Linked DNA regions of Homo sapiens: regions 2 and 3 are each linked to region 1. The links are chromatin loops, found by intact Hi-C in ENCODE. Cell type or tissue: IMR-90. All regions are shown on one strand. Each heading gives the region's core, and the rest is flanking DNA. Links, peaks and the distances in the headings are about the cores only. Region 1 overlaps TLN2 (talin 2). Region 2 overlaps TLN2 (talin 2). Region 3 overlaps TLN2 (talin 2).

Evidence for each region. A loop is a pair of places that touch in the nucleus more often than their neighbours do. Peaks named below come from ENCODE experiments on the same cell type or tissue, not always from the same donor. Only the 100,000 strongest peaks of a DNase experiment are listed, where the experiment ranks them.
Region 2: a loop joins it to region 1, with 2.6 times the contacts of the local background. A loop is called at or near these places in 2 of 110 quality-filtered maps.
Region 3: it touches region 1 in a loop (6-fold over the local background); 2 of 110 quality-filtered maps call a loop at or near these places.

The regions. Positions count from the first base shown.
Region 1 is chr15:62,736,326-62,747,069 of GRCh38, reverse strand. TLN2 (talin 2) reads right to left here. Exons shown (of 59, transcript NM_015059.3): 29 at 9,984-10,192; 30 at 8,737-8,856; 31 at 7,525-7,722; 32 at 6,301-6,440. Among named protein-coding and RNA genes, the nearest start is that of MIR190A, 82 kb to the left of the region's middle. RefSeq lists a silencer at 3,356-3,511. In IMR-90, for the core only: CTCF peaks have their summits at 4,473 (motif pointing right) and 4,895; DNase peaks (open chromatin) are centred at 4,429, 7,339 and 7,809; H3K27ac peaks cover 591 bases.
Region 2 is chr15:62,613,866-62,624,609 of GRCh38, reverse strand. It overlaps TLN2 (talin 2), which reads right to left. Exons shown (of 59, transcript NM_015059.3): 3 at 6,135-6,259. Among named protein-coding and RNA genes, the nearest start is that of MGC15885, 26 kb to the left of the region's middle. In IMR-90, for the core only: a CTCF peak has its summit at 5,989; a DNase peak (open chromatin) is centred at 5,959; H3K27ac peaks cover 484 bases.
Region 3 is chr15:62,459,873-62,470,616 of GRCh38, reverse strand. The region is part of intron 1 of TLN2 (talin 2); the gene reads right to left. Among named protein-coding and RNA genes, the nearest start is that of TLN2, 75 kb to the right of the region's middle. RefSeq lists an enhancer at 5,436-5,967. In IMR-90, for the core only: no CTCF peak of the experiment used is centred there; a DNase peak (open chromatin) is centred at 5,726; H3K27ac peaks cover 521 bases.

The DNA of each region.
Region 1 (10,744 bases), core at 868-8,867:
GGTAAGCCCCATAGTTCCAGCCCCATTTGTTGAAAAGACAATCTTTTCACCATTGATATGTGTTGCACTGATCTACATGGTCAATGTTTTGTCGATACCACGCTGTCTTAACGACTAGCTTTACACTAAGTCTTAAAATTGAAAACCCACGCATTTTATAAATGAAAAATCTGAGATAACTCCCAAAGAGCATGCTACAAATAAGCAGCAGAAATAAGACTTAAACTCATGCCTATCTGACTCCAAAACCAAATACATAATTCTTTCCTGCAGTGTCATAACTGGTCCACGCTTCTGGCAGGGCCCAGAATTCGACTCAGTTTCTAACCACTGCAGCTTTGGCAAGTTAAACAAAAATAAAATAGGCACATATTGCTGTTAATCACCAACACTAATATAAAAGATGCCTCATTTTATTAGTTAAATTGGCTTTGCAGCTTCCCACAGAATATCAAATTAGACAGAAAATGATGTTGCCAATGTACAAAAGCAATCGGCTTAATTATTTGATGAGGAGATACTGCTTTCAATTTCAAATTGAGCTAGGGTGATAGGAAAATTCTAAAATAGTTTTTGTAAGATTGACTCTGGTGATTCATTTATTTGGTGACCACTATTTAATTAGGGTGTCACTGGGAAACACTGCGCTCTCTATGGTGCAAAGCAAAACAAGAACAAGGAGACAGCCGGACAATCCCTAGTTCCAAGGATTGCGGAGGGTGTAGTCCTCAATGCGCGCTTTTAAAGTACCTCCTGGGGAGTCCAGCACCCTGTTCTACATGGTGGTGGCCTTGAGACACGCTTCTGAGATAGGCTGGCATATATCAACATATGTGCTATTTCCACATATCACAGAAACTTTCTATTTAGCTTAATTCTCTCTGTGTTTCCTGTTTATCTGTGTTTTTTAAAAAACCTTGTTGCTATATAAAAGTTTCTTCCATTGAAAACTAAGTGTTTATAATTGGTGAATCCAGAGGATATACAGCTGTGGGAAAGCCGCCAGTTTTCCTCAACTCTTCAACTTTTCTGTAGATGTAAAATTTTTTTCAAATAAAAACTTGGGACAAAAACCAACAGACTAAGGGTTTGTGGTTGGGTAATCCACAAAAGTGCCAGCACAGCATCGTGTGTCTAAGTGAGATGCTTGGGTAATACTGATCCAGAACTAAGAAGCATTATTTAGCTATCACGAATTCCCATAACTAATTTTACAGTCGGGATTACATGCTAAATACGTGCTAAGTGGTCCAGAGGCAAACGGTTATGTAAATTTGACAATGAAAAACAATATTTATGTTTTAAACCCCAGCAGCTATTTATAAGAGCAAAGAATACGGAGCAACTCAAATACGCAAGAATAGAGGATTAAATAAATATACAGCCCTCAAGGGAATCCTGGGGACCCATTAAAAGTCAGTGTGTAGCATATTACTAATGTCAGAGATGAATATATGTGTTACGTGATTAAGGAAAATAAAACTTACAAAATAGAATAGAATGGGCCTACCCCTCTAAAAATAAACATATATATGCATAGAAAATGATAGAACGACATATATTAAAAGGTGAAGGGACTTTATAATGTTATTTTGAAAGAAAAAATTTCAATAAATCTACCCCCCATTAGAAATTAATCAATTTACATTATCACAAAAAATCTGGCCAAAATTAGAAGGGTCTCTGTTCTTTGTAAATCCAAATAGGTCTGAAGTACAGTTACTTTTATTTTTTTTTTACCATCTTTTTTTAGTGATCAAAGCCACATAAGTTCATTTTTAAAAATACAAAAAAGCTAAATAACCATAATGCTACCTTACAGAGATAGTGTTTTCATCTAGGCTTATCTATCTACTCTCAGTTTCTAAAAAACTTGGGATCTACAACTTCAATGGTTAAAAAGGGTTAAGGTAAAACATTATTTAGTGTTCAGAGATGCTGAATAGGTTCAGTTGAAGTGTGAGAGCTCTGGCTGGAAGTTTTAAGTAGATACAGAAGTGGGGTGGAGTGTGAGAAGAAAATCAACCACTTTGTGCTTCTGATTACCTATTTAGCACAAGTCACCCAGTCAGGAGCTTAGAAGGTAAAAAGCAGCAGCAGACATCTGTCTGCCTGCCTCCAGGGAAGAGGCGCCTGGGAAAGGAGGAAAGAGCAAATCGAAATTGACCTTTCTGTATTCCCAGGGTCCTGTTATGTCAAGGCACAGAGATTAAAAAATAATCTAGGCCAGGCGCGGTGACTCACGCCTAGAATCCCAGCACTTTGGGAGGCCGAGGTGGGTGGATCACTAGGTCAGGAGTTTTGAGACCAGCCTGGCCAACATGGTGAAACCCCGTCTCTACTAAAAATACAAAAATTAGCTGGGCATGGTGGCATGCGCCTGTAATCCCAGCTACTCGGGAGGCTGAGCCAGGAGAATCACTTGAACCCGGGAGGTGGAGGCTGCAGTGAGCCGAGATCGCGCCTCTGCACTCCAGCCTGGGCGACGGAGCGAAATTCCATCTCAAAATAAAAATAAATAAAAACATAATAATAATCATCTAGCTGGGCATGGTGGTTTGTGCCTATAATCCCAGCTACTCCAGAGGTTGTGGCCAGGAGTTCCAGACCAGGCTGAGCAACACAGCAAGACTGCCTCTCTTTAAAAAAAAAAAAAAAAAAAAAATTAAAAATAACAAAAATAATCTTTTATGGCTCTCTAGGATGGCAAGGTGTTTGCAATCTAATGGAAAAGGCAAGACAATGAGAAGACAAGGTACAAAGAAGTTGGATGAAAGAAAGCAGTACCAGGGCGGGACACCCGGCAGGGCATGATGGATCGCTGAGCAAGGGACCAGAGGTATGTAGGGACTCGCAGGGAGCCGGAAGAAAATGAAAGCCTCAGCTGCCGGGCACAGAGTCTGCCTGAAAGGGAGGGCTCGATGTAGACTGAAGCAATTGGAAAAGTCAGGGCTGAGTGACATCCTGATTTGGATGGAGGGAAGGAAACATTCTAGGTAAGACCCACAGAGAGCAAAGGTCTCTTGTACACCTTTCTGTTTACGGAGCAAATGCACTCTTCTCGTTTGTGCTGCTTGCTAGACCATCCATCTTCACAGTCTTTGGGGACAGGAGGAGCCCCGTCCAGCAAGAACCTCAGACCAAAGGGGAGCCAGGGGGGCAGGTGCTACCTTGAGTTCCTAGGGAGCATCCTCTGTGGACTGGAAAGCAGCTGAAACCTGGCCCGGGGGTGTGATGCTGGCCGCTGTGGGCTTAAAGCCTTCTCAGTTCTGGAGTCCTTCTGGCCAGGATGACTGTGGTGGTGAGCAGTGATTCAGGGAAGGTGTTCAGAGGTAGGATACCCCCTTCGTTTTGGCAACTGCAAGCTAGCTTTCTATTTCCTTGACTAAGTTTAGGGGGCACCTGACCAGCCCCTGGTTGGGGGAAAAAGGCTGATGAATGGGTGACAAAGGGTCTCCAGCTCCACCCAACTTGTCAGAAAAGAGCCAGAACCCAAACAGTTACACGGGAAGAAAATGAACAAACCAGGCACTAAATAGCAAATGACTTCCTCTCCCCTAGGCATCCAAAACCAAGGGGATAGGTAGGGTCCCAAAAACGTACCCAGGCTCGGAAGCAGAATTAAGAACAGAGGAAAAAGACATCCTCTACTTTTTTCTCCAGAAGCAAACCTTTTCTTCCCAGAGCAAGAAGGACCACAGAGACCACAAATAATAAGGGGTTTGAGACTGTTAACACAGGAGTGGGACAGGGCTGAGTTGGTCCAGGCCTGGGTCCCCGCAGTGGCATTTCTGGGGACTTTGAGGATACACACAGGAAGGACAGGCAGGACCTGACAGTCTCAAGAACAAGGAGGACAGAGGACTGAGGACTGAGACTATGATGATCAGATCCCTTCTGCCCAGCTTCCTGTGCACTTTTATGCAGGACTGTTCTAGGCCCAGATGAAATGAGCGGAGCATGTGGTGAGTCCTGCCTAACTCCACCAGGGCCACATAATGAGGGTTATAAATACACAAGATATAAAGACACACATAATAAGACAGGCCCTGTCTTATTCACAGTGTGCACTCAGCACTGGGCGTCACCCACATCAGGCCTGTGATGAAAATCTATGTAATGAAGACATGAATGAATAAGACAATGAATGAATGAACCCCAGCCTGGCAGAGCTTTGTGTCCCAAGAGGAGCCTGCCTGACCCTCTTGACCTGGCTGGAGTCTCTGCTGAGAAACAGCCCCAGGGAGCAGAAGCTTGCCAAAATGTGCCAAAAAACCAAGGAGAATGTGCCAGCGTTTTCTCGCAACAGTTCCATCCCAAGACAATCATTTTCATGTGATGATTTTTAAGTGCTTACCTGGCTATGAAATCACCAGGCTGGGAATTCTCCGTCAACTGCTAAAAGCCAGGACAGAAAGGCAACGAAAGCTTTTTTTTTTCCCCTTTTCCCCATGTCCTTTCTTCGAAGCCACCACCAGGGGGCCTGCACCTATTCACAGAGCCATACACCAGCAATATTCTTTCCGGCTCTGTTTCCTTCTATATCTGGCTTTCAAAAGGGCAATTTATACATTCCCCCTCCTTCCCACAATTTAGGAGAGTGAAGCCATTCCAAGCTGGAAACTGTAATTTTGAAATGATGCAAAAAATTGAAGATAATGAAAAACATCTGAGTTCTGATACCTGGAAATGTCAGTTGCCTTATCCAAAGGCTCCTTTGTAGGAAAAAAAGCAACGATCAAGAGGGGGTTTTCTATCAGAAACAGCTGCTCAACAGAACAGACATCACCCCCAACCCCACCTCCCATCTCTCCCACCATCAAGGGAGGTCACTTATTTACTAGAACAGTCACGAACAAAGCATGAGATGGGAAGATAATTTTCCAGTCCCCTAGTGGCTCTAGCTATTGTTTGCAGTTAAAATGTACCTTCCAGGAATAAATGAAGAAACTCAAGGGTTTGCAAGCAAACTGCTCTGACAGTGTCTAACCCTTCACACACACACACACACACACACACACACACACACACACACACACACACACCCCACTACAAGCCAAGAGGGAGGAAGGACATGTTTGGACCATGAGTACCATGAGATCTTATGTGCTGAGAGCTAAGGAGAGCTTTAAGGATGATGTAGTTCATACCCCCACTTTGCAGATGGGAAAGTTTAGACAGGCTGAGCAACCTGACCAATGCGACTGAGTTAGTCAAGTATTAAAGCTTGGAATATAATTCAGGTCTCTTGATGCCGACAATTTAAAAAACAGCCAATGATCTCCCAGGGGAGACATAAAGACACACACACACACACACACGCGCAAATTTTAAAAAACCAAGTTAAAAAAAGGAAAGCAGAATCAAAGCTATGCTTTTCAAAAATCACGAATCTGCACATTATAAAAAGGCCTCCAATTACTCTCTATCCCCTAATAGTCCTGCTTTTAATCTCTCTCCACTGTCAGCTTTCTTATACGTAATATGATGGTAAATAATGCTAAAAAAACATGCCTGCACCACCACAGAATCATGACCACCCTACTCTCTGGGTTCAGGAAAATGAAAGAGGGGCTGCTGATACGAGAACCCCCTGGGCTGTCACTGCAGTGCTCCACATACCACATTCAACCACTAGTTACTGAACTAACTTGTGGCCCTGGAGCAGAAACTATACTGTTTTATCCACTTCCCTGGGTGAAACCAACAGGAAAGAAGGACACCCAAATCATCCAAAATTCACACTCATGTTTTAATATATTTCCAAAAACAATTTATTCCCACTGCCTCCCTACTCATCTTAAAGTGGAGCCTTCCCCATGTGACAGATACAACATGTTACATTCAATCTAACACTGATGCCAGGCACAGGGTTAAGTGCTCAATAAAAGTCTGCTGAATGACTTGATGAGCACTGCTTTTCATCTTTACGCTTTTCAGTATTTTCTGATGTTTCAAGAAGCATATATACTATTTTATAATCAGAAAGATATAATGCTACTTAAAAAAAATCTGTTTAATTCATTGCATTTACAAGTCAAAATGGACCTTACGTCTAAACAAGTCTCTACTGAAAAGGCTGTATGAGAAGACAGAAGATATTTTTAGTGGGGAAAGAACATGGAAATGAGCCAGTTTTATAAAATATCAGAGTGTCCATCACTCTCAGCTCCACCTCCCATGACCTAAGGACAGCACCAATTCTTTTGCTCAGCAAAAGTGGGAGGATGTCAGGCACATCTTCAGACTGCAATGACACTGTCTAACCACACACGAAAGCACATTGTGTCCCACTCCTACCTTGCAGCTGCAGCCAGGAGATTTTTCGCATTGGGAGCTCCTGGATCTACAGAGAGAGACTTGGCAGCTAACAGCAGCTTGCTGGATGCCATCGAGATATTCTTGAGGTTCCCTATCACTTGGATCTGGTCTTCTTTTGTCTGGAAGGTCAAAAGGAGCCGGAGCTATTAGGGCCTGTCCATTTCTTGAAGGAGGCATTCAGAGAGCTAGGAGCAGCATCCTGACATGCAGGCAGGTTATCCGTATAGATCACATTAAACCCAGTTAGCCCGCAGATGCCTAACTCGTTGAGACACTGACCAGTGTCTACCCTTCTCCAAACAGATGCTCAGATCAAGATGCATGCCACAGGGAAAGAAATCCATCCCCAAGTGGGTCAGCCAAGAGCTGTGCTTTTCTCACAACTAGAGGCATTAAGCGGGGAGCAGGGTGGGAGGAGAGTGAGCGAGCTGTGAGCCAATGCACAGACCAGGCAGCGATTCCAGCATCTTGCTCAACAATGCTGGAGTTGTCAAGGAGCTGTACATCTCGGCCTGGCACAAACGACCAGCACTGTCTCGATATTCAGAGCTGACTGCATCCCTGAAGTTCCTGACTCGGGAAAGCACACATTTCTCACCCGGTTGCCATCTGAGAAACAATTCTTTGTAGATACTAGAAGAAGATACACCCTGGTTATCTCTTTTAGGGAGGTCAAAGGAGCGCAGAAAAAAAAAAAAAAACAAAAAACACAGCTCTGCAAGCTGACACCAGATCAGTCAAGCTCCCTTGTTCTAAACAAGGGGTTTATCTGTTCATCTGAAGGAGGTAATTTTTAATCACTTGACACTCTGTATTAGACACAGACCATCTGAATGGTCCATTAAACCTCAAATACATATATATTTTTATTGTATTATCCCACATTTGAAGAGCTGTTCTAATCTTTGTTAAACATTCTCCCTCCTCCTACCCTCCCTCCAAATAGTAAGACTATGAATTCTGCTGGAGGATCGTGGGAGAAGTTATTCTTTATTACTAACAGCACCTCATGCATAAGCTGATAGCATCTTTGGGAATGCCATTCCCATGAGGGCATGAGCTTCCTAAGCAGCAAAAAGAATGCAACCATGGCCTGCCTGTTTCCAGGTTCCTTTTCCTATTTGTTCAGTCAGTCTCAAGGATGGATTATCCATCCGAGAGGAGAGGCTAAGGTCAACTCCAGACAACCACCTCCACACCCACCTGAGCTTGGCCAGCCATCTCAATGCCAGCATCGAGGAATTCATCAAAATCATCACTGAACTTTCCAGAGGCTGCAGCCAACTCTCCACTCTGGCCCCGGGTGGCATGGACCACTTCCCCAGCAGACTGGTTCAGATCAGCTGCTGCCTGGTTCAGTTCACTCTGGGCTTCCTGGAAAGGCTTCGTGCTTGGAGGTAGCTGTGGGGAACAGACGGCACACCCCATGAGACATTCTGCTTTGCAGGGGAGGGATAAAAGGAAGGTATTGTGGAAGGGAGACAGACTCTTCAGAGATGCATTTGAGTCATCACGATTAAAAGGCTCTGAGTCATCTGAGCCCATTTTATTAATAGGTTTGACCACCAACATATACATCCATTCATTCATTTAAATGTATCAAACACCTGCTCAGTGCTAGACACTGTGGATCTAAAAATGTAAGCTATCTACAGGGGCTCAAGGTTTCCTAAGTGGCAGAGACAGGATCCACACCAAGGCAATCCGACTCCAGGGTCCATTCTCTAAAACTCTACCCTATTTTGTCTCTGTTAAGATGAAAGCTAAGTTTTAGCTTTGTAAACTAAAAGGCAGATGCTCTCAAACTTCAAATCACGTTCTTCCAAACTAATAGCCACCAATTATATTAGTGGCCTTTGCTAATAACTTTTAAATGTCATCTAGCAGACTGATAACCATTTGTGAAAAGTTCTAGGGAGTTAAGCTAGACTCTATTCATCACCCACAAACATTGCCTCTATACCTGTGCAGAGAAGAAACAAAGATGCACCAGCACAAACCCTCCTTCAGCAGACTCACAAAGCAGGGAAGGGAACAGGCCCCAAGGTGAAATTCCTCAGACTACTCGCTCTCTCACTGAGGCTTGGACACACGTACCCTTCCAACACCTGACTGTCACTATCTGAGATGTCCTGATGAGAAGACAGGTGATCACATACCCCTTTGCCTGTCTCACCGGGACGATCCGAGAGGAAATGGCAACATGGGCTCAAAGAAAAAGTAAACTTTAAAAGCTCCACCTGGGAACTTTGTTGATCAGACAGCAAAACATGGAAAACAAAGACTGGCGGGAAAAACAGGACTCCTAAAGGAAGGGTTAGCTGCTCAGAGATCTCATGGAGAGAAGAAGACTTCACTCACACCTAACGCGAGCCTAGTCCCCCAGTGTCCTTTCTCAATCTAAGAACCTCTCACCGAATCCACAAGCAGCTTCTTGCTGGACTCCCCGATGCTCTTCAAGGCCACGTCCACATCCTTCTGCCCAGGGAGGCAATTTACGCAGTTATTCAAGGAGTGTGAGACGGCTTTAGCCACCTGAATTCGTGGAGAGAGAGAAGCACCTTTAAGTACAAACATTTCTGCACATTTGTTGGGAATGGGCAGTGAAACATGCAGAGCTGAAGCAGATACGGAAATGACCCACCAGCATCCACCTGCCACTCTTACCTGTCTTACATCACCTCATCCAGGCCCCTTGTCCCAGAGATGTTTTCCACCCTCTTATTGGGGTTAATATTCTGTCTCAGCAAAGGGTCCGACACAGTGACACAGCACATCCCACCTGCTCCCCAAAGCCAGGGTAAGCCACAGTTTTGTGATTCAAACATAGAACTCTCCAGCATGAGGTCAGGTTCTAAAGCAAAGATTTCTTATACCAAGAGAAATGAAAATATCTCCCTTCTTGGGAGCCCTGCTGAGGTCGCCGAGGTGGAAGGAGACCTTGAGTTTTTTGGATCACAATTAGAAGGCCTGTGGTTAATTTCTGCTCAGTGACTCATGGGGCCATCCTCCCAAACCTCACTCTGCCCAAGGGCAAGTGGGGTGCTCTGAGCACAACCTGGAGCTGCCCTCACGTTGCCTAGAAATGTTTGGTGGCTCCCTGTTTGCATTCTTTGGTATCCTCAATTAAAAGGAAGGTCTTTGGAGGTGGGGAGTGTCATTCCCTCTCATCTAAGCCATCTCCTTCCCAGCCCCACGTCCAGGACTCTGCCTGGATGCTCCTTAGCCAACTGGTTCCATCAGGCAGTCGAAGAATCATTTAAAGAAGTAATAGAGCGCCAGGGTTGAAAACTTCTGAGTGGCCAGCCCTAGCGGATCTACCTCATTCCCTGGCAAGGAACAGCAATATAGCTCAGCACACATAGGCCCAAAACAAGCATGTTATGTCCTGGCTCTGAAACTCCCAAGGACAGAATTCAAAGGCCCCCATGCCCTCTGCTGACTGTGAATTAAGCAGATCACACATTACTGTGGAGAATACTAGGCAAGACTTACAAAAGTGAGTATCATGTATGGCCAGCATCGTTATGACCTTTGGAAGTTTCTGAAAACATCTGCTGTGTCAGTGTTCATATCAGGGAAAAGTGCCCAGGAGACAGCCCGACCACATGTCCACGTTAATGATGACCATGACAACCACAATTTCTCATTCCTAGCCTCACCTGAGCCAGTCTTTGTTGACGCTCTGCATCTCCAGGTGCAATCAGGGCCTGCTTGGCCTCTTGAATGAGCATGGCGGAGCCCTCCATCACGTCTCGAGCAGAATCTAACATGGCATGGGCGGCCGCGGGGTCGGTTGTCGATGCAGCCACTCCACGGGCGGCCTGGGCCAGTGTTTTCAGAGCTTGGGCCGTCTCTCTAGCAGCCACCCCTGGGGGAAAAAGTCCATCAGATTTCCAATTAGACTCCATCTAAATGGCACATTTTACTTAGGAATAAGCTTCTGGACCAGGGCCTGGCACAGAAGGGGAGCTGCAGATTAGTCTTCATAAAATTTGAATTGCTGTGTTTCTCAAAGAAGTAGCTGGCTTCAGAAACATATCCCCCTGGCTCTGGGCCAAACCAAGAGACACATTAATAACAAATGCAATACTAAAGACTTCTTCCCCCTGACTTCCCTTGCTCCCACTGCCCCACTGTCCCTAGACCTAGAACACCAAGTGCATGGCAGTGAGTACACAGATGGAATTACCTGCACATGTTTGCGGGAGGCCATTTAAAAGCACCTTTCTTCTCAATTGCCTTTCTGGGGCATAACTTACAGTACACTACAGTGAACAAGTCTACATGTGCAGCTCCGTGAATTGGTACATATGGATACAGCCACATATCCACCATCAGTTGTGCCAGTCAATGCTCCCTTCATACCAGAAGTAATCACCATTCTAACGTCTATTACCTTAGACTACTTTTACTGTTTTTT
Region 2 (10,744 bases), core at 1,731-9,730, 120 kb after region 1:
TTATCTATTTCTTCCTTCTCTGCTCTTCTGTGATATTTTCTTTCCTATCTGCACCTAAAAGAGAAAATCTTATGCCTTTCAATGTCAACAATGAATGATGAAGCTTCTGAAACAAAGCTGTAAAACAGCACATTCATGCGTCCTATCACCTATGAGACCTTCCCACTTCAAGGCTTCCCAGGGACAGAACACTCCGTCCTTCTGTAGGGACCTAGGATGGGATTCAGTCGGAAGGGCAGTGGAGGTTTACTCTATCAGCTGAGAAGCAGGGAACTTCTGGCAGTAATACATAACTTTTAAATCCATCAGAAAAATAATATTGCAAGCCAGCTAAGACTAATTTTCTAAAACTTGGTACAAATATGAAAAAATGTGACCACATGCAAAGAGCCTGCAAAGGTGCAAGCCAAACAGCATGGATCTTCCTGGATCTAATGAAGGTTAGAGTTAATTTGGCCATTTAAAAACAACACTAATATATTATTTCTGAGTGGAATACAAAACTCACGTGTAGCTCTATTATCAAACCACTTGGAGCAGGTCCATCCTCAGGCCCATGTGAGGTATTGGATCCCCTGTGCTCCTCTGTAGTTAAGGATACAGTGAAAATCCTGAATCCTAGCCATCATGTGATTGACAGCAAAGGAAAAAGTACAGTAATACCTAAAGCAAAAAACCAACTAAAGGCAGATGTGACATCAGCAGTGAGTTTGATGGGTCAATCCTCAGTGGAATGACAAATCAACTAATCTTCCAAAACCAAGAGTCCATATGCCTTTCTCTCATATTTTGCTATCTCACCGGACTTATTCTCATCTCCAAATGAAATACATAAACCTAAAAGAAACAGTAAAACCAAAGGGAAATAGGTTCTGGATCAAGTGGAAAACTGCCTGATAATGGTCAACTTGCCAAGAAACAAAGGATTAGAAGGAAATGTATGTTTTGAGTTTTGGGCAAAATAAATGTTAACAGTAATTCCAGGAATACTGTCAACACCAAATGGCGATCTCAGTTGGTGTTGACATAGATTAGCTACAATTTAAACTTTAATTTAGGTACGATGCATTCTCATTCCATAAAGGTCTAGGATTTCATATAAGAACCACAGAGTGAACTTAGAATCATTATCTCAGCAATACTGCAAAAGTATGCTCATGAATGTAAGTTGGTTTTGGTAGATGGAACCATCACTAGATCACTGGATCAGCTATGTAAAAGATACTACCTTTCTCTTTGACTTATGACCTGTGAGATTTTCAGCGAAAATAGAACAAATGATTTCCTGCATTTGTCAAACCAATAGTTCCCTTCATGCTTAGCCGTAGACAATCATCTGAAGAATAATTCTAAAGTGCTACACTTTCTATAAACACACACTTGGTTTAGGATGTGCAGTCCCAAAGAGCTTTTGTTTATACGGATACAGTAATGTTTCATTCTTTTCCACTCCCGCACAGATTAACCAGCACAGGACTTAGTTAAAATCTCCACTGCCCATTCAGTTACTCCATATGGATATTAAGCAAAGTAAATCCACTTAGTGACTACACCATGAGGACTGGAGGCCACGTTGATCACCCTGATTAGCCCTGTCAGCTGGAGTAAGAAAGACAGGCTGGCACTCAGGGCCAGCTGTGCAGGGCACACAGACAGATGATGGGCAACATCGATGGGCTCTGAGCAATTGGTCTGGGCAGTGATGGATGTTATGTCGACAGCTTAGAGTGTTATTACAGATACAGAACTGGCCCAAGAGAAACCCAAACTCCATCTTATTTTATTAAGATAAAGTTGGAGTGTCCATGACACAGTGCAGGACCAAGGAAGCTTTTCCCTCTTTTATCACTGACTCAAGCACAAAACAAAACAAAATCAATGTATATATTAAATAATAAGAATAAGGCAATTTAACTCAGTGAATGTATGTGTAAGACAGATTACAAAATGCCACATCTGCATTTTTAAAATTATGAACAGGATACATAAAATTTTTCAGTAAATACATGTAAAAAAATTATTTAATCCATATTATTAATTACAGTAAGTTGTATCAGGGCAGAGAGGAGAGTCATGGCTGTCTCTGTGTCCCCTTCATGATTATCAAGGGGCAAGTGCTTAATACATAACAGGACAGATCACACATCAGTTTCCACCCTACAGAATGGACTGAATGGATATTGGGTGCTGGGTATTCCCCCACTTGTCTGGAACAGGAGTCCCTCCAAATTTGCAATTACATGGCTGAAAGCAGAAACCATCCCCCACAAAATCCCCAACTTTTACAGATACACACACACACTCACACCCTTTTCCACTTCTTTCCTTTTGTACCTCAGAAGGTTCTACTAATTATCTCATTGTATCACCTGGAGTGAGTCGTTTTAATTTTCTGATCCTCAGTCTCCAAATTAAGACTAATAATAATTTGCACATTAATAATACCAAGGCCTACAAAGCATAGGATTACTCTGAAGAGTAAATCAAACTGGTAATGTTTCCCTTTGCAAACACACCCCCCACCCCCCAGCTTAGTCCTTTAGGCCAAGAAAAGCCTGGCTCATACATGGCACTGCCGGGGAAGGATGGGAAAGCATGTTTTTTTCTACTGGATACCAGCAAGATTTTCCTAAATGTGCACAACTGACATCTACACTAGCAGAGTGATTCTCCATTCCAAACTGGTTTTATGTCCTGAGGTCCTGAGGCCATCTGTGTTGGGAGGACCCTTTGGTAGAATTAGCTAGCAATTCTGTGAGGAAAAATCTCCCACATTTTGCCATTCCTTTTTAGTACCTGCTAATGCAAGAGCTACTAGTAACTACTCTGAAGTAATGATGTTCCATTTATATTGGGCCAATCCCGCCATAAGGGAGCTCTTCGCAGCAAATAAGAGGGACCCTGTTCCAAGAAATCTAGGCAAATAACATCACATTGAAGTGCAAGACTGCAGGAGCTCAGTAACATTTCTCAAACATATAAGTACCTCTGCCACCCCTTCATATGAAAATATCACTGCTGCACGATTGAGTTTCACAGCATGAGGACCTGAACTTCTCTGGATTTAAACTTCTAGTACACATTTGAGAATACAGGGCTGGGGGCACAAAGTTGGAGGGCCTGAATCAATGCCACCAAGATACTGTATATTTATCTCTATTGACCAAGAGAATCATTTCTCATTTGAAAGATGCTCTTTTTCTTGCTCTCAGTATCTGTGTATCGACTTTACCTTCTATTCACCCTAATAGTGTGAACTAGCATATTGTGCCCCAAATGCTATGTTTCCCAGTAAACTTTCCAAAGGACACAGCCATACAATATCACCCTGCATCCTTTGCAGGGTTTTCAACTTTGTTGATGCTCTAACCTGAATCCTTGAGTGCTGACAAAGGTAAACAAATAAATATAATACTTCAGAGACACAGTTCATTCCTTAAGTCCCAAGGTGCTATATAAGAAGCAGGTTTTGGCCGGGCACAGTGGCTCACACCTGTAATCCCAGCACTTTGGGAGGCCGAGGTGGGCGGATCACAAGGTCAGGAGATCGAGACCATCCTGGCTAACATGGTGAAACCCCGTCTCTACTAAAAATATAAAAAAATTAGCCGGGCGTGGTGGCGGGCGCCTGCAGTCCCAGCTACTCTGGAGGCTGAGGCAGGAGAACAGTGTGAACCCGGGAGGTGGAGCTTGCAGTGAGCTGAGATTGTGCCACTGCACTCCAGCCTGGGCGACAGAGACTCCGTCTCAGAAAAAAAAAAAAAAAAAAAAAGAAAAAGAAAGAAAAAAAAAAGAAGCAGGTTTCAGGAATCTGAAAATTCACTTTGGGGCTGGGTGTGGTGGCTCACATCTATAATTCCAGCACTTTGGGAGGCCAAGGTGGGAGGATCGCTTGAGCCCACGAGTTTGAGACCAACCTGGGCAACATAGCAAAATCTCATCCCTACAAAAAAATTTTACAAAATTAGCCAGGCATGGTGGCACACTCCTGTAGTGCCCGCTATTAGGGAGGCTGAGGTAGGAGGATTGCTTGAGCCCAGGAGGTTGAGGCTACAGCGAGCTGTGTTCATGCCACTGCGCTCCAGCTTAGGCAACAGAAAAAAAAAAGAAAGAAAGAAAAGGGTGTGGGGCGGGGAGGGAGGGAGAGAGAGAGAAAGAGAGTATGAATGAATTCACTTGGACAACAACAAAAGCAGTAGGCAGGCCATTTCCAAAGGTTCAGATTAAGTTTTTCACGGAAAACTTCTTCCAGTGGTATAGGATGCTGGTAAATTTGCTTATATATTGGCCAAATTAAAATGAAAGGTGCACCAGACACAGGAACATTTTGCACACGGAAATTTTTACTGCACTGATTATAAACATTGCAGTTTAAAACCTCGATAAAGATTAACTGAGGCCAGGGGTTTGAGATTAGCCTCGGCAATATAGTAAGACCCTGTCTCTACAAAAAATAAAAATAAAAAAAATAGCCGGTGTGGTGGAACCCAGCTGTAGTCCCAGCTACTCAAGAAGCTGAGGTGGGAGGATTGCTTGAGCCTAAGAGTTTGAGTCTGAAGTGAGCCATAAGCAGGCCACTGCATTCTAGCCTGGGCAACAGAGCAAGACCTCCATCTCTAAAAATAAAAATAAAACCTAGATAAACTGAGGATACCTAAAGCTGAAGGTCAATGGGAGATAGACCTTCAATCTCTGCCATTTTGGGCTGGTTGTTACATTAGTACCCCAGAGCTAAAAAAAATGACCACAAACTTGGTGTCCTAAAACAATAGGAATTTGTTCTCTCGTAGCTACAGATGCCAGAAGGCTGAAATCCAGGTTTCAGTGGGAACACGCTACCCTCCAAGGCTCTAGAAGAATACTTCCTTTCTCCTTTCAGCTTCTGGGGGGCTCCATCTTCACATGCCATTCTCCTCTATGTGTTTGTGTGGCCTCTCCTCTTCCTACAAGGACGCCAGTCATCAGATTCAGGGCCCACCCTAATCCAGTATGATCTTATCTCCATTCTTAACTAGTTACATCTGCAAAAACTATTTCCAAATAAGGTCACATTCTGAGGTTTTAGATAGACACAATTTTGGCAGGGGGGCAGGTGGGTCACACTATTCAACCCACTACAGTTGTTAATGAAAAATCGAGTGCAACTCTTATGACAAGAATTCTCTTGATTTAAAAATACTTTCTGTAGAATTATCAAGATGCAGAATGCCATCTATATAGCTCTCACAAACTGGAGGATGGAGCATGTGGGCCAGCTCCTCTAAGGAGAGAAACTGGAGGTGCGCTATGAGAATGGGCACGCCCACTCCAGCAGCTTCTCCAGCGCCTCACTCTTCTCTAACAGAGCAGAGCTGTGTCATCAGAGCCAAACATGGAAAGTAAATGGCATTTTTCAGAAAAAACATGCATACTGCCTCCCTCCTTTCACCTCCAATCCAAGAAAGATTTCTAGCCAACATATACTGTTTTGAGAAAAAACAAACAAACCTAGATTCATTGCTATGCTCAGTTAAAAAAAAAAAATCAAACATCTCAGCATCCAAGAAACATAAATTAATCCAAACTAAGAACAGAAAACAGGGCATAGTATAGGCCACAGACAGAAATGCTGATTTGCTTTCCAGCTTATTCTGCAAAAATGAAAGGCACAAGTATTCAGTCCCGTAAACTAGTTTATATGGTGTGAGTTTAGTTTATAACATTAACAGCAACTCAAGAAGGAAAGCCATTTTAACAATGCACATTTTCTAACTGAACCTTTGTTCTGTACACTTAAAGCCAGAAAAGGTTTTCAACATCTCCAGTACAATATTTCACTCTAAAAACCTACACATCAGGAGAAACAAACTGGAGAGCTTCAGAAAACCCTTACACATCTGCAAATTCTCTAGGCTTGAGGAATCAACCACCTTCATAGTAACAAAAAGCATTTTTAAGAAGGAAATCATCAAAGGTCTGACTCACTCAGCTCTGCTGACTCTGTCATTCCTTCCTCCAGGGGATGGACAGAGACGCAGGCCCTCATCAGTGTATTAGTGTACCTAGCTGGTACCCAGAGCTTTAGTGGAAATCTGTGTGTCATGATCACCTCCCCAAAACACACGCAGAAGACCTTTAACATACAAACAACTCACAATGACAACATCCAAGTCCTCTGACCAGGAGCTCCCACTGAGTCCTCTGTTAATACCCAGGGGTCCGAAGTTTCAGGAATCAACTCAGGGTAACAAGTGCAGGTGTCCTCCGCCAGGCAGACTTTCTGTCGTGGAAGAGTGTGGAGTGGGAAAAGAAGAATTAGGTAAAAATAACATTACAAATCTTGTACCAGAAAACAGTCACTGAAGTTGAACAGAATACCTAAACAAAAATGGATGAAAGAATAGGAGAAAATGTTCAAACTAAATTCCAAATTACATGTAACACTAAAAATATTTCCTAGGGTCTTGGGCCACTATGATCCACCTGGCTGTTATTGAAGAAACCAAACACATATCTCAAGAATTGCCTGAGGCACTGGGCATGGTGGCTCTTGCCTGTAATCTCAACACGTTGAGAGGCCAAGGCGGGAGGATCATTTGAGCCCAGAAGTTCGAGACCAACCCAGGCAACATAGTGAGATTCTGTCTCTACAAAAAAAAAAAAAAAAAGAATTGCCTGAATGATGAATCACTTGGATAACTCAGCTTCCTTCAAGAGTCTTCTTTCTTTTCAGAAAGGACTTTTTAACTGGAAGACTACAGTTCTGCTTCCGGTTTCATAATTTAAATACAACAGAGTATGTTTCTCCTAAATATCAGAAGGTGAAAATTCCTCCTTTTACATCTTCAGCACTAACATCCTTCTCCTCTATGCATTTGATTTAGAAGTTCAAGACAAGCAAAAAGAACAGAAACTCCAAAAGAGAGCCATTCAGTGTAGCAGACACTTCAAACAGACAGATGCTGTCACGGCACCTGATTTAGCAGTCAGAGGTGCAGGGTGAAAGCGGGGATGAGGCCTTGTGAGATGGCATCTCTGATCAGGGTGGTGACCACCAACACAGGGAGCTCAGAGAGGCTGGAGAAAGGGGGTGACAGTGGCCAGTGTACCCCCCGCTTCTGTTACAGTCGTGTTTCTTGTCTGCTAATAGCTCCCTATAAATGTGCAAACAAGGATAGGTGAGTGCCTTGCCATGACAGATTAGGAATGTAAAACATCAGTATCACTGGGCCAGACTGAGATGCCAAAACCAGAAAGTGATCACCAAGGAATCCAAGGAATGGTTCCAGGAGCAGCCCATGCCAAAGTCACTGTGGTCATCTTCAGGCAGACCCTCTAGTCTCACCCATAACACAGAGGTGACAAAACAGACATGGCCTAGCTAACTTCTGCCTTCTGCTTGGACATGTGTCAGCTGCTGTACAATTTCTGCAAATGCATAAAGATGACAGGCAAAAAAGAAAGCAACTGACCCCACTCCTGAGAATGCCTAGCACTGTGATTTTTAACGGACAGTCCAAACAATCCGAGCTCCATGAAACCCTGCATTCAACTCCAAACCCCAACAGGGATGTTTTACAGACATGTGCATTGCATGGCAGTCTCTCCTTTTCTATTAGAGCTATTAGAAAATCCTGCAAGAAGACACGCATGCAGACACCACCTTCCACTCTGTCATAGCCAGGCCAGATGGGAAGGATCACACCAGTCACAGGCAGGAACATGTAATCTCTGCACTGCTCATTTAAGAAAGTAATTATTATTTATCAAGTGCTTTCTAATAAGAGACTAACAAGGCAATTCAAACTAGGTTTTTAAAAAGCAGTAGCAAAAACACTTTTTTAAAGTAAAGGTTGAATATAATGATGTTAAGAAGCAAAGAGACAAATGTCCAGATGAGACAGCAAAGGCTCTCTGACTCCACATGAGGTTCCCAGTGAAATTACCCACTGAATACAAAAGCTGGGGAGAAACTCACACCATGACTAGGAGCCTAGGCTACATTCCATCTAGAGATATTTATTTCAGAAGAAAATAGGCTAGGTGCAGTGGTACATGCCTGTGATCTCAGCACATTGGGAGGCTGAGGCAGAAGGATCACTTGAGGCGAGGAGGTTGAGGCTGCAGCGATTCATGATCACACCACCACATTCCTGACTGGGTGACAGGGCAAGACCCTGTCTCTCAAAACATGAAAAAAGAAGAAGAAAATGTATGGAAAATAGTAAAGAAAATGTTGAAAAGATGGAAACTTGTTTGCCAGACAGTAATACCAACTTATAAAGCCAAAAATGATTACATCCTCGGGCTCTACAGGACAAATAAAACAGACATGACATAAGAGCATATACAGTGTTCATATGGGCATTCGTATAACCCAACTATCGTATCATAGTCACACTGGGAAAGGTCTAAGTAAAAACAGTGCAAGACGAACTCACAAAGAGGTTTCACAAGAGAAAATGTGAAAAGGTAAAGTTAAGTCAGAAGATAAGCAATAAACTTTGAAAATATTTTTACAGAAAATGACAAAAGGTTACTATGTACCAAAGAGACACCATTTAGAGCTTAAAAGCTTATTAAGAAAATAAAACAAGTATCATGATACAAAACTGTTAGAGGACAGTAGTAAAAATTTCACAAAAGAACAAATACAAACGGCGAGGAAACAGATACAAAAAAAAATGTTATCCTCCAAATACAAATCCAAACAAGATATTCTCTATCATCTTAGCAGGAGTCTGAACACTCACCATGCTGGCAAGAAATATGGAGAAACCCACACACTCCCCTCCAGAGAGGCACCATATTTTTGGCAGTCAATATGGCAATATTATTCAAGGGTCATAAATATGATGAGACTCCTTTGATTGAAAATTTCATTTCTAGGAATTTACTGAAATAAATAAAGATAAACATGAGTGTTTATGTTCCAAGATATCCATCACTGCTTTGTTTGCAGGATACAAAATGATATAAACTACATACATACACACGTGCATATGAACATAAAAGACTAAAAGAAAATCTACCTAAATGTTAAGAGTACATTGTATTGTCTTTAAGATCTGGCTTTACAAATGGTTTCTAGTTTGCTGTGTTTTGATTTCCTACAAGATGCATATACAGTAGACTATCTTATAACCAAGCTCTGCTTAACCAATTTGCCAAATTAAAAGTCACTCCTGAGTGGGTGGGCTGCACCCACCATTACATGGTAGGCCTGCTAGAGTAGTGTGTTCTCAAACCCGTTCAGACCAGTTGTATTTATTGTACAATTGCATATTTAAATATGCTATGGGCCAAAGAAGTATGAGTGCAAAAAGAAAGAGTTGCTGTTCCTATGAAAACTCAATACAATGCTTTGTGTGCATTGCTAAAAAAGAAAATTACTGCCAAATTAGGTGAGGGCCAGACATCTGTCAATAGATTGAGAGAATTTTTTTAAGTATAAAGAAGCCTGTTCTCAGATGACTTTTCAAATATCTTTTAAATTCACATTTCTCTGTAAAGAACCCCAAACTAGGCCAGGCGTGGTGGCTCACACCTGCAATCCCAGCACTTTGGGAAGCCGAGGCAGGCGGATCCCCTGAGGTCAGGAGTTCGAGACCAACCTGGCCAACATGGTGAAACCCCATCTCTACTAAAAACACAAAAATTAGCCAGGCGTGGTGGTGAGCACCTATATTCCCAGCAACTCGGGAGGCTGAGGCTAGAGAATCGCTTGAACCTGGGAGGCGGGGGTTGCAGTGAGCCAAGATGGCACCACTGCACAGAGCGAAACTCCATCTCAAACTGAAAACTGTACACCCCACAGCACAGGAGTGAATTGGGACAGAAAGATGGTGGAGAAGTCATCAGAAACACATTCAGAGACATATGTTGAAGACATACATATTTTTTAGGTCAAAACGTAAATGCCTATGTTTTAGGTTAAAACTTTTTACAATTCTCAGTTTTAACTTTTCTCAATAAAAATTACAATTATTTTAGCACTAATTATAAGTCTATTCATGTCAAAAAAGGTGGCTTCCTTCGCAGTCCTTTTACAACGAAGAAGTGAATGTTCTTTCGAGCAGAGAGGTGGCGGGATAGAAAGAAGGAAAGGGAGGAAAGAGTGAGAAAACTATAATTTTTTTTAAAGGAGTAGAGGGCCATTTAGATATACAAGCAGCAAAATTGAAAGTTTACAAAAACTTTTAGGATAGTTGATGCTGTAATGACTAATTATAAAGTCAATGCAGTGATTACAAAATCCCTTACCTGCCACAGAGGATTTGATCAGAAGACAGAAAGTTTTTAATTCAAATTCTCTTGGACATATCGTTCTCCCAAAATCCTAATAAATCACTACAAGTTCCAAAAGAAAACAAAATAGCTAATAAATGATTCAGAAATGTTTATGGAAATCAGCTGATGAATTCTGTGCTACAGCAGCACAGCAAAACCTATTGGTTTTTTGTACAGTAAGCCTGATTTTTTAAAAGCACTCATTTTTGAGTCATAATTTATATACAATAAACTGTACATATTTATAGAACACAAATAAGTTTCAGAATCTGTATACACCTGTAATCCTGACAATCACGATGATGAACACAGCCATTAGCTTCAAAAGTTTTCCCAGGCCTCTTTGTAAATCAGGTCCCCCTCAACTCTTGCTTTCCACTCTCCTCTGTCAATCACTCATCTGTTTCCTGTCACTATCATTAGTTTGCATTTTTCCAGAATTTTATTTAAAAGGAACTCTATAGTATACACTCTT
Region 3 (10,744 bases), core at 1,079-9,078, 280 kb after region 1:
CACCTGCTCCAGGCCACTCTTAGGGCTGCTGGGGGCAGGGGCATCAGGAGGCCTGGAGCCTGTGGCCTCTTCCTGCCCGTGCTCTCTGAGGCCTGTGAAGGGCCAGCTAGTGTGAATCACTAGGAATTCAAGTTTGGCAGCCTAGCACCCCAGAGATGCAGAGCTGTTATCAAAGGTCCACTGTCAGCCCTGGCCCAGGCCTTTGACTTAAGGGAACTCGCCATTGGATGTAGTGACTAATGCCTGAGCATAAGCCAGGGTCTCGTTTTCCTCACTGAAGAGTTTCAGCCCCTCCTTGGCTGAGGAGCCCGGGTCGGTTGACTGTCTGGGTTAAACATCAAAGAGCTACCTCTGGAATCTGTTTCCTGGTTTGGCCATCCTCCCGAATGGGTCCCATAGGTTGGAAACACTGACTGTGTCTATAAGTGAGCCCTCAGAATTTGGGAAGGATCCCACTTATGTGCAGTCTCAGTGGGAAAGGGGCATGAGATCATTTTGTTCCCATGTTAGTTGCTGAAACCCTTTGTCCTTCTGGAATTGGCAGGCCTTTACTTTTCCTGAGCTCTTAGCAATGGTTTCCCTATAAAGCTATTGTTTTGAGTCAATCACGAAGAATGCTGGACTTACATGTGCATGCGCTCTCTCTCTCGCTCTCTCTCTCACACACACACCCCCACACAAACACACACCCACACGCAAGAGCCATGCCCATTTTGAGCTCAGGAAAGATGGCAAAATCCACCGGGATGTTTTACTTTTGAAGAAGGTGACATATTGAGGAGTGGGTTCTGTATTCTTAATTTGGCTTTTGCTTTTTTAAACTACCAGACTTTAGCTAGAAGAGAGCCAGTAAGAGCAAAGGGATTAAAATATTTCCTTCATTAGGCATCCACTTAGGAATTGCCTGTGTGTTAGTGCTTTAAGGGTGCTTGTGGGTGGCTCTCAAGAGTGCCAACTCCAGAATCAAGCCAAGCACACAAGCAGCCTGAACAAGAGGAGAGTTTTTCTTTGCACACTCCACCAACACAAAGTATTCAGTCACATTGCTCCATCCATTCAGGCCCTATTTCCCAATGGCAGAACAACTAGTCTTCCTCTGCAAACTCCAGCATTCCTCTGGGGCCAATTTAAAAAAGCTTGGGACTTCAAAATGCACGGGCACACTTTTCTTTATAAAGAACAGCTTTTGGGTAAGCAGCATTGTGAAAGGGACTGAATTTATAAATCCACACAAAAGCCATGTATTTCTTTTGAGACAGATCAACTCACACACTTTGTCTTCTGATTCACTGTGTGTGCTATCTGGTCTACAATGTAGACAGTTCCCTAGGTCAGAAAATGCATCTGCTCATGAACAGACAGAAATGGCAATGTTCTTAACACTTGTCTTAGATGAGAAGTCTGCTTACATGCTCACAATAAAACAAGGAAGCAATTTTTGACTCTAGTCAAGAAGCTTCTGGAATCTTTTTTCCAACACAAATGTTTCTCATTTAGTCCAAGCTCTGTTTCAATTACACGCCAAGAAAAGACAAAGAAAAACCCCCTCTACCACCTACTCCTGCCTTCACGAAAACATTGTAAATTATCTTTATTACATCATATAGAAAAGTCATCTCACATAGGGTAAATTGTTGACAAATGGTTACAGCAGCCGTTTTCTGGGCAATTGCTGTATTCGTAGGTGTTCTTCTGCTCACCTGCCAGGCCCTGGCCTTATCTCTCTCAAGAAAACAGCATGGAAATGAGCATCCCTGTCTGAAGCCTTTGACATTCATTTCTAAAGAATTGTCATGAACATCAACATCAAAAGACAACTCCTTTGTATTTTTTTTTTTATTTTTGTATTTTTTTTATTTTTATTTTTTTTTTGAGACAGAGTCTAGCTCTGTCGCCCAGGCTGGAGTGCAGTGGTGCAATCTCAGCTCACTGCAAGCTCCGCCTCCCGGGTTCACGCCATTCTCCTGCCTCAGCCTCCAAAGTAGCTGGGACTACAGGCGCCCGCCACCACACCCGGCTAATTTTTTGTATTTTTAGTACAGACAGGGTTTCACCTTGTTGGCCAGGATGGTCTCAATCTCCTGACCCTGTGATCCGCCTGCCTTGGCCTCCCAAAGTGCTGGGATTACAGGCATCAGCCACCACACCCAGCCGACAACTCCTTTGTAACATTAAATAATTTCAGAAATGAAAACTGACTGGCTGGAGTGTCTTAACATCTTAACTTTCCCCAGCTTAGTAAATCCCAGCTGTGCAGGGGATGTCAGTAATTTAACTTTCACATGGACCCCACAGCCAACACCCTTGTCATCATTCTGTTGCAGGCATTTCAAAGAAGTTTAAATCAGCATGCTATACCCTCTGGCTCATTTCCTAGTTTAGGTCAACTCTTAGGTGGCAATGCTTAAGCTCTGAGGGTCCCACACCAAAATGAGGCCTGCTCCAAAATTTATTTTGGAAATTTATTTAATAAATTAAATTTAAAAATTTATTTAATAAATTAAATTTATTTAAGCCTTCGCAACAGCTTTCCAATTTACACCAAAAGGATGGAAGGAAAACTTAAGGGTCTGGATTATTAAAAGCTAGACAACCTTTATTATTGTTGTTTATTCTTTCTAAGGCTCTGCCTGGTGATAAGTGTGTGAACTTACCCAAGACTATGCCAAGGATGTGTCTTTTCTGCTCCAACCAGAAATTTTAGATGCAGAAGGAACTTTGGAGATCTGGCCCCGCAGGGATTATAAAATTATCTGGCCAAAACTCCACAAAGGACTAAAGGGGTGGGCCACCTGACACTAGGGAAGCCATTCACAGCAAGTCTGAGGTTTCCTTCCTTTATGAAGTTCTGTGTTCTAGCTTAAATTCATGTCATGCAAATTTTGCAATTATTCAATATGTGCATGCTTTTTTTCACACTAATTTTTTTTTTGAGACAGAGTCTCACTCTGTCACCCAGGCTGGAGTGCAATGGCGCAATCTCAGCTCACCGCAACCTCTACCTCTTGGCGATTCTCCTGCCTCAGTCTCTCGAGTAGCTGGGATTACAGGCGTGCACCACCATGCACGGCTAATTTCGTATTTTTAGTAGAGACGAGGTTTTGCCATGTTGGCCGGGCTGGTCTCGAACTCCTGACCTCAGGTGATCCACCCACCTCGACCTCCCAAAGTGCTGGGATTACAGGCGTGAGCCACCACAGCCGGCCTTAAAATAATCTCTTGTCTTCCATATTACCTGAGTAAAATTAAGGCTCCAATAAGATATCTTAGGTTTATCCTGTGGTTTCACAAATCCAGGCTCACCACTTAGCACTTCACCCCTATCTGGGAAGCAAAAATTTTGTCTCTCTCCTTCTCCTACAGACAATAACCTACTGCTCAATTATGTTTGGTGACCTGACCAAAAGACTTGGAGGCAGGCCAAGGCACAGAACCCAGGACTCCGGCCTCCTGGTATGGGGCTCTTTGCCACTTTACATCCATCCAGTTCACAGGCACCCACAGCCATTCCGTAACTCATAAGGCAATGGTCAACTTTAAAATCTGCCCACACATCTCTATATCGAGGGAGGTTTAGTTTGGTGAGTGTCCTCCCCCAAGCTTGAGGCAAGGCTCACAAAACGGAGGGCTAATTCTTCACTGGCTTTCAGAATGCTGAAATCTCATTGGCTTTTGGAATATTTTGACAACTTCCCCACCCACTGGGCAGTTTGTCCCCATTCACAGCCATTTGCAAAAATTAAAAGTACAAGCTGCTTAGTGGAGACAAGGTCAGAGTCAGTGTCATCAGCATCCCAAATCTGAAAATAAAACCAAAATCAAATCTCCTTAGGGGAAAACTGTCAACCCAAACACAAGGCGGTTTAATACAGAACTGTGTTGACCACTTTCCTATCAACAGGCTTTCAGCCAGTGTTACCTACTGGAAGGGCTACAGTAAATACTAAATATCTCAGCTGTGCATTTTATATTCCAAAGCAAAAGGAGAAAAGGGATCATGCTAATATAAAAGCTGTGTTTACAAATTCCCAGGGGCATCATAAGTCCTCTAAAGCAACGGTTCTCAACAAGGAGCAATTTCACCCCACAGGGAACATTTGGCAATGTCTGGAGACGTTTTTGGCTGTCACACCTGAAAGGGGGTGGGGATGCTAGTGGCACCTACTGGGTAGAGAGGCCAGGGATGCTGCTGAACACCCTACGATGCACAGGCCAGCCCCGCACAACAAAGAATCATCCAGCCCCAAACGGCAACAGTGCTGAGGACTGAGAAAGCCTAAAATGTAGGAAGCAGGAAGAAGACTAGAACAAAGTCACGAGTCCTAGTTCGTTCTCTGATAGGCTCCTCGGTCCAGACATACCACCGGACCTTCCTGGGTCTCTGGTTCATTGTCACTAAACAGAGAGGTTGGCCTGTTTCGGAGGTTTTGCAACCCCTAGACTGAGTTCAACCATTAATTATTCAGGGCTTAAAGTACGGCTGCTCTCCAGGCTGGCAGCCGCTGCCTCTCATCATACCTCCCCTGATCAGGGGGCATTTCCCACCAGTTCTCTCAAAGCCCCATCATATTTCCTCTGGAAAAGGGAGCAATGCTAAAAGCAACTGCTTTCTCCTTATCACCAGCCACCACGCCAGTCCCTCGCGACCTCCTACTCCACAGGAATGAGACACAAGGAGTTCCTGGACTCTACAAACTCCTTCCAATCCTAAAACCTATGATTCTATTCAGCCAACAAACTAAGGACAGACATGGAAGCTTCATTTCCAATTCTATGTTCTGCTCTGCAGAAATGCATAAACAGAAGAGAAAAAAAAATGCTTTACAATAAAATTTAAAAACAGCACAGCTGCAACTGCATTCAATGTACATGTAAGAATTTTCCATTTTCATAATACTTTGCAACCATAAAATCAGCTCACTACCCCATCTTAGGGGACAGACTTAGTATTAAAGCCATTGTTTCATGGATAGAGAAAATGTGCTACCACCTTGCCATTCCCAAAACCTTCTCCATTGGCTCCAGCTGTTTACACAGCTCCATGGAAGACAACAACTTAGCTGAGAGGCTAAACCCCTCCACACATAACCCGATAGTTTCGAGAACGACAGAACACAGGGACTGTTTTACATGTAAAATGTTCACGTTCAGGAAAAGGAATATAACTGGCCTGACTAGGGGAGAGGATTACGGTTTTCACTGCCTCCATACAATTATCATCACACTCGTTCTCTGAAAGAGTCGGAGACAGAACCACTTCCCCAGCCGCACCGCACAGGAATCCCATTATCACACACCAAGCCACGGATTCTCCAGGTGGCAAGCTGGGATAGGGGGGCTAGGCCAACGGGAAAGTAAGCGATAACTCCCAGCAAAGAGAGAGAACCAGAGGAATCTTCCAAGGCTAAAAGGAAACAGCACATACTGCTGCTGCCAAGTAGAAGAACTAAAGGGCTTAGCATATTTCATTTGCCTTAAAAACAAAAACCAAAAAAAAAAAAAAAAAAAAAAACGCGCTCACCACAAGTTTCCCAAGTACATGCATTATCCATTAGAGCAAATGAGAGAGGAAATCTAAAGATCATTTAAGGGGGGAAAAAAGACTACTGAAAACTCTGAGTAATCACACATGCACCCCCATAGTGCCCATGGGCAACAGAGGGTTAACATCCCGGGGCAAAGTTTCCTCTCAGCAAGTACAAATCCGAAATCATCATCAAGATGCTGAGTGATTTAGTCATGAGCCCTCCCCTCAGCCATCAGAAGGAATGGCAAAAATGCAGAGTGAGTGCTAGGAGCCAGAACAATTTCATTTTCCTCCTAATTGTGCAAAGAATTTGCATTTAAAATGAGCACTTCAAGAATGCCCGATAGCTGGCTGCTAACATGAACAAGAATAAAAGTGATCCATCACCCAACAACACCAAAATTTTTTGCAATTATTTAATTGCAAAAAAAGTATTTGGGTACCCTAGTAGACTGAAGAACACTTCTGGCTAATTACCTCTCACAAGTCAGGTGTCAGATTAACTTTTTTTTTTTTAAATATACTTTAAGTTCTAGGGTACATGTGCACAATCTGCAGGTTTGATATATAGGTATACATGTGTTATGTTGGTTTGCTGCACTCATCAACTCATCATTTACGTTAGGTATTTCTCCTAATGCTATCCCTCCCCACTCCCCCGATCCCACAACAGGCCCCAGTGTGTGATGTTCCCCTTCCTGTGTCCAAGTGTTCTCATTGTTCAATTCCCACCTATGAGTGAGAACATGTAGTGTTTGGTTTTCTGTCCTTGCGATAGTTTGCTGAGAATGATGGTTTCCAGCTTCATCCATGTCCCTGCAAAGGACATGAACTCATCCTTTTTTATGGCTGCATAGTATTCCATGGTGTATATGTGCCACATTTTCTTAATCCAGTCCATCACTGATAGACATGTGGGTTGGTTCCAAGTCTTTGCTATTGTGAATAGTGCCACAATAAACACACGTTTGTGTGTGTCTTCATAGTAGCATGATTTATAATCCTTTGCATATACCCAGTGATGGGATTGCTGAGTCAAATGCTATTTCTAGTTCTAGATCCTTGAGGAATTGCCACACTGTCTTCCACAATGGTTGAACTAATTTCATTCCCACCAACAGTGTAAAAACATTCCTATTTCTTCACATCCTCTCCAGCATCTGTTGTTTCCTGGTTTTTATTTGTTTGTTTGTTTGTTTGTTTGAGACAGAGTCTCGCTCTGTTGCCCAGGCTGGAGTGCAGTGGCGCGATCTCAGCTCACTGCATGCTCTGCCTCCCAGGTTCATGCCATTCTCCCACCTCAGCCTCCCGAGTAGCTGGGACTACTGGTGCCCACCACCACGCCTGGCTAATTTTTTGTGTGTTTTTAGTAGAGACGGGGTTTCACCGTGTTAGCCAGGATGGTCTCGATCTCCTGACCTCGTGATCCATCCATCTCAGCGTCGCAAAGTGCTGGGATTACAGGCGTGAGGCACCGCGCCGGCCTGTTTCCTGACTTTTTAATGATCGCCATTCTAACTGGCGTGAGATGGTATCTCATTGTGGTTTTCATTTACATTTCTCCAGATTAACTCTTAAAAATGCACTCACATCGCATTAACAAAGGTAACATGGAAACAAGGTACCTTCTTGGTGGCTAGGCTTCCCTAGAATCAAACTTTTATGCTTTCTACATCATTTCAGATTTACAAGCTAAGTGAAATAGAGAAATCAATCAGGAATTAAAGACCTGTCAATTAACAACAACGGTTCTCACCACTCATATCCAAAACACAGAACTGCAGTTTGACTTTTGAAGGGAGGAAGAGATCCAGAAGGGAACACAGAGGTGGGCGGACGGTCAGAAAGTGGGAAGTCAGTGGGTGGCTGTAGCCTTGCTCTGTAAGAGGGACAGTTTCAAGAGCTTCATGAAAGACACAAGAGCCTTTTATCTTCTTTCCTCACTAATAAAATTAGAGGGTGAAAATATACACTAGAAAAACATCCAAAGAAGTTCAGAAAAGGGCTGCCAGAGGCAGGGGGGTTGGGGGAAAGGCAAGAGGCACCCCTACTCTGACGGGGAATAAGTACCCCCGTGGCCACGGCCATCAGCCAGCTGCTCAGCAAAGAGGGAGCTCTAGAGAGTTTGGCGCTGTCCTTAGTGTCTCCTTCCACATCCTCCTCCCTATGGGGGTGGCAGCTGTGCGGTCAGGAGAGATTTTCCCCAGAACCAGACAATTTCCTAACAAGGGCATTTTCATTAAAGATGAGACACAAGGCAATGAACGAGGGAAAGAGAAATGGCCAGAGGATGCTGTCCAGCCTGCATGTGGGTCTCATTCCCACCAGAGCCTCACACCACACTGGTTCTGGTTCCGGAAGGGAAGCCCAGAGCCCAGCTGGCAAGAGCCACACCCACAGCGCCAGGCCATTTCCTCCAGCTCTGGTCTCTCATTATTCAGCCTATAGCACTACCTCACTTGTCTCCTAAAAACAGGGGTCCCCTCTGGCTAACCAGACTTCCCTCCATCCCCAAGATGCTAACATGCCTGGCACACTCTCAGCCTGGCAATCTGGACCCTGAGGGTCCAGGGAAGATGAATCACTGGTTAAAAACCAGGAACCCAAGAGTAGTGCTGGTTTCCAAAACAGATGGCCCTAACAATGTGTCCAGCCAGTTTCCTCAAGTGGACAGCCCACGGGCCTTTCAGAAGACCCAGGCAGGGGGCCAACTGTGGACAGCACAAAGCAAAGTACATGTTTCCTGGTCCTCTCCTGGGGGCTTCTGTGAAGCAGCCCACACTGGTGCTCCTTCTTCCATCATTTAGTTTATTATTTTTATTTATTGATTTTTTATGTTTATTTATTTATGTTTTTGAGACAGAGTCTTGCTTTGTCACCCAGGCTGCAGCGCAGTGCCGCAATCTCGGCTCACTGCAACCTCCGCCTCCCGGGTTCAAGCAATTCTCCTGCCTCAGCCCCCAAGTAGCTGGGACTACAGGCACCCGCCACCACGCCCGGCTAATTTTTGTATTTTGTATTTTGTATTTTTAGTAGAGACGGGGTTTCACCATATCGGCCAGGCTGGTCTCGTGATCCACCTGCCTCAGCCGCCCAAAGTGCTGGGATTACAGGCGTGAGCCACCACGCCCAGCCTAGTTAAAAGTACAGACAGATACAGCCCTTCCTCCTGACTCCAACAATGAGAAGTTAAATGTCCCAGGCCATGACTTCCTCAGCTTGGATAGGGTCTAGCCAACAGCTGGTCACTCTGCGCTCACCAGGCCACTCTTGAGCCACCAGCAATTTCTGTGAGTGCTCCTGTGCATGCTCTTCCCCTCGCATGGAGTAGGCGCCTCTTACCTGTTGGCCTTGCTCTCATCCTTCAAGCCCTCGCTGAAATGTCGACTCTTTAGAGACCATCCAAAACAACTGCTCCTCTCCCTCTAACACACCTTGCTTGTCTTATTTCTGCTCTCACCCCTAGGGCCTGAGCCAGAGCCTGGCCCGCAGTGATGCTCAGTAACTATTTACTCAATAAATGAATGCACTAGGAAAAGCAAAGCAAACACATCTAAATACTACGTCTAGGTATAAACCCATCCGTGTTGAAGACATAAATAACATTATTCGTATTGCTCTATACATCACAGCCAGAGTCTGGAAACTGCCTACATACCTACGTACAGAAGAACAGGTACGTAATATGAACAAAATGAATGAGTACCATATTATGATGAGAATGACAGACCCACAACTCACACGAAGATGGAGGCAAATCTCACAAACATCATGCTGAACAAAACCAGAAACAAGAGGACACACTGGGCAGGTCCATTTACATTAAGTTCAAAAACAGGCAAAACTGGCCAGACGCGGTGGCTCACGCCTGTAATTCCAGCATTTTGGGAGGCCGACGCAGGCGGATCACGAGGAAGTTCGAGACCAGCCTGGCCAATATGGTGAAACCCCGTCTCTACTAAAAAATACAAAAATTAGCCGGGCATGGTAGCGTGTGCCTGTAGTCCCTGCTACTTGGGAGTCTGAGGCAGGAGAATCACTGGAATCTGGGAGGCAGAGGTTGCAGTGAGCTGAGATTGCGCCACTGTACTCCAGCCTGCTGGGCAACAGAGCGAGACTCTGTCTTAAAAATAAAATAAAATAAAATAAACACACACACACACAAGCAAAACTAAGTCGAGATTATGACTGTGGGAAGGCGGTGCACCAGCAGGGGTATCAGGGGGCTTCTGAAATACTGATCAGGTTATTTCCTGAGCTGGATGCAGGTTACACAGGTGAGTTCAGTTTGTGAAAATTCATCAACTCGTCCAGTTATGATTTGTGTTCATTTCTCTATGCTCTATTTCAACAAAACTTCATTGCAAAGAGAGAAAACATTATCTGAAATAAACATGGAATTCTTATTTTTCTTAATAAAGCCAGCTAAAGATTCCTGTCCATCATGAGGACTGGCACCTGACATAGAGCTTCCCTTGGATGAGTGGCACACAACACCTGCCTCTTCGTACAAGACCACGTGGCTAGTGCCGGGCACGGTGGCTCACACCTGTAATCCCAGCACTTTGGGAGGCCGAGGCGGGTGGATCACCTGAGGTTGGGAGTTTGAGACCAGCCTGACCAACATGGAGAAACCCCGTCTCTACTAAAAATACAAAGTAGCCAGGCGTGGTGGCACATGCCTGTAATCCCAGCTACTAGGGAGGCTGAGGCAGGAGAATTGCTTGAACCTGGAGGCGGAGGTTGCGGTGAGCTGAGATCATGCCATTGCACTCCAGCCTGGGCAACAAGAGCAAAACTCCATCTCAAGGGAAAAAAAAAAAAAAAAACCATGTGGCTACTTATTCAGGTGAGGTGTGAACACATCAAATGCACCCCGAAGCTGAAACCTGCTAGGACACATGGCTGGCTGCTGCAATCTTCTTCCACCTTTGCAGTCCTAGAAAGCATAGGTCCTGATAAATATTAGTGGCTTTAAATGGAAACAGGTGGTAGGACTGTCACTGCCTGAGGCTGATGCAGCACCTCGGCAGACATCTGAAGCCGCAACTCTGCTCAGAGCCTACAGAGCTGAGGTCCTGGATCACATCAGAGAGGGGGAGTAACAATCGTGGGTCACCCGCTGCCTCTTTCTAGTAATTTCTTCCTTTTAAATTATTTCACGAAAATTGATCATTCAAGGGGAAAATCCTCTCTGAGGTAGGGGGAAAAAACTAC